Regions from separate parts of the Mus musculus genome. Here region 1 is linked to region 2. The links are chromatin loops, found by intact Hi-C in ENCODE. Cell type or tissue: heart. All regions are shown on one strand. Each heading gives the region's core, and the rest is flanking DNA. Links, peaks and the distances in the headings are about the cores only. Region 1 has its middle 46 kb from the start of Btla. Region 2 has its middle 22 kb from the start of Btla.

Region 1 (4,399 bases), core at 158-4,157, 68 kb before region 2:
CGGAGCTAGAATCTTGGATGTAGAAAAACAGAATAAGAGGGATACATTCATCTCCTTGGTATTAGGAAATAATATTAAAGTGCAAAGAAGTATTCACAGACTATACTTGCATTTACATGTTTACAGTATCTAGAGGTAGAGCCAGAAATCCAAAGCTGACCTCAGCTACAGTACTGATTACAAGCCAGCCTCCTTGGTACTGCATGTGACCCTGCATCAAAGGTAAACAAATAAAAGCTTTTAAAAAAGCAATAGGAATTTAGTCGGAATACAATCTACATGCCAAGAGACACAAATATGGGATGAAAATGGAAAGAAATGGATATTGAAGGCTACGGAAGAGTAAAGAATTCACAGGTACTGAATGATTGGTTATTGCTATAGAGACAGAATGCATAGTTTCTCCTTGCATCCTCTCTTAAAGTAGAATTCAACCCTAGTTTTAAGATTCTGTGGCTATGTATGTAATCCCACAGTCACATCTCTGACCCACAATTGTTCCTGTCTGAAAGAATTACAGGGACAAAAATGGAGAAGAGCCTGAAAGAAAAGGAGGTCCAGCAACAGGCCCAAAGTGGAAGGGAGGTTCAAGGGGAGGTTCCAAAGTCTGAAACTATAATTGAGGCTATGGGGCACTCACAAAAAGGGGTCTATCATGACTGTCCTCTGAAAGACTCAACAAGCAGCTGAAGGAGTCAGATGCAGATAGTTGCACTCAACCAATGGACAGAAGCTGCTGACCCCTGGTGATGAATTAGGGAAGGCTGAAAGAAGCTGAGGAGGAGGGCAACCCTATAAGAGGACCAGCAGTCTCAATTAATCTGGACCCCCAAGATCTCTCAAACACTGGACGACCAAACAGACAGCAAAGCATACACCAGCTGACATGAGGCCCCCAACACACATACAGTAGAGGACTTCTGGATCTGTGTTCATTCAGAGATGATGCACCTAACCCTCAAGAGACTGGAGGCCCCAGAGAGTTTAGAGGTCAGGTGGGGTGAGGTGTGGAGGAGGTGTGGGATGTTGAGCAGTCAGAGGGTGGATGCGGGGTGGGGTGGGGGAGACAGGGAATGGAATACGGAGTGTAAAAAAATGAATTAAAATAAAATAAAATTTAAAAAATGTTGAACACAATATAACAGCAACTATTACTTCATATTACTTATTATTCGGTGGAACACAGTGAGGACTTTACTGTGTCAAAAGACAGGTGGTGACACCTGTTCTGTGTTCTCTACTTAGCAAGATTCGAGAAGTTAAGGCAAAGATTTTCATTATTTAGATAGAAAAGACAATGAAGAAAATGAGGGAAACAAGTCTGAGAAGAGGCTTAAGCTTAGAACCAAATTGAATAGGTTTTAAAATATCCCACAGTAGACTTTGTAATTTACCTTCAACTAGGAAATGTTAGACTATAAGGGAGGGAGGGAGGGAGGGAGGAAGGGAGGGAGGGAGGGAGAGAGATCTAGTGGATGGAGATGCCTGCTGTTGAGCCTGGTGATGTGAGTTGTGCCCTCATTCATTTAATTAACGAGGAAGAGGACTGAGGCCATCTGGATTTCCTTTGTTCTCCATGGCAACACCATGGCACACACCTAGATGCATACATTCGTATACACACACACACACACACACACACACACACACACACACACACACACACACTACGTGTAACAAAAAAATGTTTCAAGAGAAAAACTGTAGACTGAGAGGATGAGAGAAATATGAGCAAAGCATATTAACAAAACGAATTGCTGTCTTACAAAATTCAGAACATTGAGTAAGAATTCCTGCGCAAGCAATTAACTGGAACTAGTTATCAATCAGAGTAGAGAAATCAATCCTGGCAAGTTGACAATCAACCTGTAATCAAATCCCGTGCCAGGCAGGCATGCCTATGCAGGTGGTGTCTCATATCAGCAAGAAGAAAGGATCCCTACCTTTAGAATAAATTAGGCAGAGCTAAGTGTTAGAAGAAACCTCCCAGAAGCAAGGCAAAGAGATAAATGGGAAGAGACCAGGGCCAGGAATATAGGCTTACCAGACTAAGACAGGAAAAGAGGCCAAGAGACTGGGCCAAGACAACCAGGCGGATCCTCTTCCTGTTAATTTCCAGGGGTAAGGGTGAGAGTCAGCTGGAAAAAAAATATTTTGTAACTAAGATGTGTAGCCAGGTTGGCTTTTCAAGCCACAGAATTCTGGAGAGCTATTCTCTGTGTTTACAACAGATTCATTCCTCAGACTGGAATTAGCTAAGGATGTTTTCTATTCCTCACTGAAACACGATGGGAAATTGTCTCAATATCCAACTCTCCTTGGGTCCTTATGTGCCAAGGGGTCATGGGTCACCAAGAATGCTTTGGACCCCATTGTTGAGAGGTGAGAAGAAGAAGAAGGAGGAGGAGGAGGAGGAGGAGGAGGAGGAGGAGGAGGAGGAGGAGGAGGAGGAGGAGGAGGAGGAGGAGGAGGAGGAGGAGATCTATTTTTTTTTTCAGGCCAAGACTGTTCTGTCCTTGGCTATGGATGTATCCCCAGCCTCAAGGTCTGACTTATTCCAAGTCTGACTTATTTCAACTCACCCACAAAACGTTTGACCCAAAAGTTTTTCTGTCTAAAAGAAACACAGGGACAAAAATGGAGGAGAAAATGAAGAAATGACCAACCAATAACTGGCCCAACTTGAAACCCATCCCATGGGCAAACACCAATTTCTGATGTTATTAATGACACTCTGTTATGCTTGCAGACAGGAGCCTAGTATAACTGTCCTCTGAGAGGCTCTACCCAGCAGCTGACTGAAACAGACACAGGTAACCACAACCAAACATTGCAACTATAAGATCAGGGACTCTTATAGAAGAGTTGGGAGAAGGACTGAAGGCCTTCAAGGGGATGGGAACCCCACAGGAAGACTAACAGAGTCAACTAACCTGGACCCCTAGGAATTTTCAGAGACTGAGCCATCAACCAAAGAAAACACAGGCTGGAACAAGGTCCGTGGTGAAAGAAAGATGAAATTTCAAGACCTGTAAGTCATATAAAGTACTCAGAAATTGCTGGTTGTTTGTGAGCCTAGAGGCTGCCTGGGGCTGTGAAAAAAGAAAAACAAATCTGGGTATGCCCCATAGTTAAAACATTCCTGGGAACATCTTGACCATAAAGATAAGGAGGAATGTGAGGACATAACAGGGCTATCTGAACTGAGTCAACAACTCACAGAACTCTCACACCCTGCACGTACATTTAATTTTTCTGCTGATGTTTGAATAAGCCAATAGTGTGTCGCTATGCTGAATTCCACACCTCTAAGCCCCTTATCCCATAAAAACCCCTAGCTTCCAAGCCTCGTGGCCAACATCCATAATCTCCTGTGTGGGATGCAAGTCGGTCTGGAGCTCCATCACTAAAATACCTTGTGTAATTACATCAAGATGGTCTATTAGTGATTTTTTGGGTGCACACCGAATCGGGAATTGAGTGGGGGTTTCCCCACTAAGTTCTATCAGTGGCACATATGTAGCAGATGTGCAGCTTGCAACAACTGGAGTGGAGGCTCTCCTTAAAGCTGTAGTCTGACTGTGGTATCCATTTCCCAGCAGGGCTGCCTTGTCTAGTTTCAGTGGAAGAGAATGTGCCGATGTGCCAGGGTAGGGGGATACTCAGAGGGGAGTGGGCACTCTCTCATAGGAGAAGAGGAGGGGAATGGAGGGAGGATCTTTGTGAGTGGGGGACTGGAAAGGGCAGGGTTTAGGATGTAAATGAATATAAATTTTTTAAAAAGTCCTATTTATAATCACACAAGCCTACTTCTGGTCTCTTAGTTAGCAGTGTGTACACCTAGCATGGGTGCCATTATATCACAAACTGATGTCAGCAGAAAACCATTGTCCCCAGACATACACAAGAATTTAACCCAAGGGATGGGGGAATTCTAAAGTATCTGCAGCTTCACTAAGAACCTGAGTATGAACACCCTTCCTGGTAACCCATAAACCAGACTCTCCACATGGCTCTTTCCCTCTGCTGTAAACAGGCTAGCCATGCTAATCTCTGATCTAAAGTCATGTTCACATCTCTGTTCATTCCCATCTGTCAGGCAACATCATGGAGCTTTATGCATAGAGTAAATACTAGCTCTTTGACCTTAACCACTCTAGTTAGGTCACATAAAATCCAGGGGAAAGTCACTCTTGGCAATACAGCCCTAGCCTATTCTATTGTAGAGGGAATATTTTCCAGAGCACAGGGAAGCTACAGTACTTTTTTTTAAACAGAAAGAAACATTGAAAGATTTAATTTTGGATGAACAAACGTTTTTTTCTACCAATAGAAGAGCACTTTCACTGGAATATATGAAAAGAGCCATCCTTCCATGCCCCAGGCTTTGCATCTCTAA
Region 2 (4,399 bases), core at 253-4,252:
CAACTTACATAACAGGATCTGTGACTCATTCTAGATGCCCAGGTGCCAACATCTTGAACAACTCTGTCGGTGTTTCTACCATCCTCCACACACTCGAGGGGCCAGTGGTTATTTATAGTAGTTTTCCTTATGCATACCTAATGTCAAGCATTTGAACTGTTTCTCAAAAAAGTGGATGAATGAATGAGAACAATTCATTTACTTCAAGAGCCTTTATGTCTAGCTTGACCTCAGTAAGGTTTTCTTTACCTTTGTCTCTCTGGCTCCTATTGGAACCACCCTGACCCCTCTGCCTGTAGGGAAAGAAAGAACTGTTAAAAAGAAGTGATAGGTTTCAGAGTTTTAAATATTTGAGTTCGGATTCAAGCTTTCTCTGTTTTTTTTTTAATTAGGTATTTATTTCATTTACATTTCCAATGCTATCCCAAAAGTCCCCCACATGCTCCCCCACCCACTCCCCCACCCTCCCACTCCCACTTCTTGGCACTGGTGTTCCCCTGTACTGAGGCAGATAAAGTTTGCACGACCAATTGGCCTCTCTTTCCACTGATGGCCAACTAGGCCATCTTCTGATACATATGCAGCTAGAGACACGAGCTCCGGGGGGTACTGGTTAGTTCATATTGTTGTTCCACCTATAGGGTTCCAGATCTCTTTAGCTCCTTGGTTACTTTCTCTAGCTCTTCCATTGGGAGCCCTGTGATCCATCCAATAGCTGACTGTGAGCATCCACTTCTGTGTTTGCTAGGCCCCAGCATAGTCTCACAAGAGACAGCTATATCTGGGTCCTTTCAGCAAAATCTTGCTAGTGTATGCAATGGTGTCAGCGTTTGGAAGCTGATTATGGGATGGATCCCTGGATATGGCAGTCTCTAGATGGTCCATCCTTTCATCTCAGTTCCAAACTTTGTCTCTGGGTGAGTTTGTCTCCAAACTCCTTCCATGGGTGTTTTGTTCCCAATTCTAAGAAGGGTAATCAGAATATGTTAGACTTTAATTCAACTGCAACCTTTAAACCATAGTGGCTATGTATATATATGTGTGTGTGTATCTATATCTATATTTATATCTATATGTAAAATATGGCGCCTCAACATCTGTAAATGACGCCACAGCAAAGCTTACATGGAGTTTATTTTACTTTTATGTGTCTATGTCCACATGTCGGTCTATGCACATGAGTGCAGCTGCATTGGAGGACTGAGGCATCAGATTCCATGGAGCTGGAGTAACAGGCTGTTGTGAAGCACCTGAGATGGGCGCTCAGAACCATCCTCTCTGCAAGAGCAGCAGGCACTCTTGTCCACTGAAAACTCTCTCCAGCCCTAAGACTTACATATTAAATGCTCATTTTAGAAAAGAAGAAAAGTCAGAACTAATGAGATATGTTCAGAGTAAACATTTAAGCAAAAAGAGAAAAGCCCAAAGTAGTAGAAGAAAATGATAAAAGAAAAACAAAACAAAACAAAACAAAACAAAAAAACCAAAAACGAAACAATCAAAAAGAAAACCAAAGGTATAAAAGCCAGAAGTTCAATCTGTTGCAAAGATTAATAAAACTGATTCATCAGGCACCAAGAGGATTAGAGAGTACAGAACAAGAAATGAAAAGGAATGTGTGCCCACAGCTCCCACATATTAAAATGATAATAAGGTATAGTGAATAATAGCCTTATGCAAACATATATAACATCTTTTGAATAAGCCTATAGATAGAGATTAAATATGTAACAAATATCTTCCTGGAAAAAAAAATTCCCAGAAACATAGCTGTAAAAGGTACTTTACAAGATATCAGCAAAGCAAACACTGGATGAAAAAAACTGAATAACACACTGTAAACAAACAGGGTATATCCCAGAAACATCAAAGCAGTCTAACAGTCAAAACTCAATATACTTAGTAAAATATTTTTAAAGTAAAAAACACCTTTTTCAATCGGTAAAAAAAACATGTGGCAGAATTCATTAATTCAGGAAAAAAAACTCATCAAGTTTTAATGAGAAGAGACCTTTTTCAGTGTAAAGAAGGTTGTTGGCAAGAACTGAGTCTGAAAATATGATATTTGCTCTGCTTATAAGTTAATAATTAGTCTATCACACTTCACAGATGCTGGCAGAAGACATAAGCCTCATGAGGCAACGGTAAGGACAGTTGTTTTGTAGGAAAAGCGGTGTTAATTATATTTTCCTGTTAGAGTTCCAAGCCCCAGTTATCACAAGGTAACACAAGAGCCAGGAATATTCGCATGCCAGGTAGTTTACACTACAGCATTCTGAACTAAGGGAACTCGATCTTCTTAAGATAAACAATAGCTGAACATGCCCGCTCTGCCCAGAGGGTGAGACATTGTCTTTACTATTTGGGATAATAAACAAAACATCCTTACTTTTCAGATGCTGTATCTGCCATGGCCTTTCACTCTTTAAGAGTCCTTGAAAAGGAGAGTCCACAGCAAAGAGTGATTTATGCTTGTGTGCACAAGATACAGTAACATGAAACCTCACAGAAAACGGTCTCCTGGCTGGTAATGAAATAAAGAATGCTCTTAACATAAAATCTGAAGAAAATGATGTAGTTATATAATTTCAACTCAGCATTTGTCTTCCCCAATGTTTTAGTTGATCAGTTACTTCTCTGCTTTTGTAATGAGACAGATTGACCAAGGAAACTTATATAAGAATTTAACAATCATAATTCAAAATATTGCAGGAATCAGTTAAATAGTTCTAGAACTATTTAGAAAGACAAACTAAAAATTATCAAAGTAAGTAGATGTCCTTAAAAATGAATTATTCTGCTACCAATCTTGAGGTCAAGAAGCCAGGTTTGCCTCCATCCTCAGTAAGTCAATTAGCACAGTCAAATTTATTAGTAAAAGCAAAAAAAAAAAAAAAAAAAAAAAAAAAAAAAAAGGAGATGCATTCAATGTGGCCACACTGGGAAGAGGAACAAGAAATACAGTGATATCCCCTGCTGCCCCCCACAAGTCTATCTTCTGCATTCTGAAGTGAAAGCCAAAGGCAAGCCTAACCAAGAAGTCCTGGTTCAGCGCGGTCCTGTCCACCATTGACATGTTTTGGTCAATGACTGTGTCATGTGTAAGGTAGTCTAACAATGCCAAATCTGTTTCTGCATGCCTTCCAACAGGCAGGCACTTTAGGCTTTTTTTTTTTTCCTCTTCCCAGCATGAGATCCCTGGGAAAATTCCAATTTCTTGGGGTGTATCCTGTTAACAGTCTAGAAGCCAAAATAGGGTACACAAGTGTTTCTTCAAAATATTTATTTCCCTGCCAGACCCATTTCAATACTACATTCATTAATGAAGCATAAGCTCGCTGTTGAAAGGTTACTTTTCTACCAAACATATTTATAAATTCATAACAATCTCAGTTAAAAATATAAGGGGATAATTTTTATAGAAAACTTTTTAAATTAAAAAAATATTTGTTTTAAATCATGTGTATGTATGTGTCTGTTTGTGTGTGTATGCACATGGAAAGCAGGTATCCTTAGAGGTCAGGAGATGGTGTCAGATGCCCTGGAAATAGTATTACAGATGGTCATGAGTCATCCAACATGGGCTCTGGAAACTGAACCCCAGTCCTCTGCAAGAATACCTTGTTCTCTTAACCACAAAACCGTCCCTCCAGCTCATATTTGAAGTGTATATGAAATTGAAAGGATGAAGAATATCCAAAGTAATCCGAGGAAGTCTTCCTATAGAGCCATATAATCACAGCGTGGTGTCAGGATAGACAAACATATCAAAGGGACCAATGGAAAAACTCATAGGTTCTCTCACTCTTCATTAAAAGTAAGCCAGGAAAGAAAGTCTTCTAAACAAAATGTGGGGAATAGAGGCATGGACCAACTTGTCCACACCAAACATACACCTAACAGTTAAAACTATCAAGCTGTTGCATACAAATGGAACGTTCACCTTATTAAAGGGTAGAATCTACTTCTGGCTTGGCACATGCCATACTCTCTTCCCTTAAAGGTTAATGCAGTAGGCAGGTCAATCACCTGGCCTCAGAAAGGCAGATCCATTTGAAGCTGTGTTAAAGAGGTGGGAGGAATAATTATCCACTTATTGAGATCATAATATACTTTCCCTTGCCAGCATACTTGCCCTCTCAGTGGCTCATGGGGATCAGAAGGGTAAGAAAGGGACAAGAGGCTCTGTTGGCCTCTTATACAGACTCTGAAAGGTGTATGTTTATTTTTTTTTCTTCTCTGTACTTTTCCTTTAGATGCTGGTCAGAGACCAACCATGCTTTTCCTAACACTTTGGATTCATTCATTCTTCAAGGCTTCCCTCCTTACTATGTGGCTGATCTTCATGATGGCTTAGCTCGAACGGTATGGTCTTTCTCCTCCATCTCCTTCTCCTTTC

The links. Hi-C counts contacts between places; a loop is a spot of excess contacts. Peaks named below come from ENCODE experiments on the same cell type or tissue, not always from the same donor. Only the 100,000 strongest peaks of a DNase experiment are listed, where the experiment ranks them.
Region 1: it touches region 2 in a loop (2.4-fold over the local background); 7 of 42 quality-filtered maps call a loop at or near these places.

Annotation. Positions count from the first base shown.
Region 1 is chr16:45,267,766-45,272,164 of GRCm38, reverse strand. No RefSeq gene overlaps it. Among named protein-coding and RNA genes, the nearest start is that of Btla, 46 kb to the right of the region's middle. In heart, for the core only: no CTCF peak of the experiment used is centred there; a DNase peak (open chromatin) is centred at 2,064.
Region 2 is chr16:45,200,210-45,204,608 of GRCm38, reverse strand. No RefSeq gene overlaps it. Among named protein-coding and RNA genes, the nearest start is that of Btla, 22 kb to the left of the region's middle. In heart, for the core only: no CTCF peak of the experiment used is centred there; no DNase peak of the experiment used is centred there.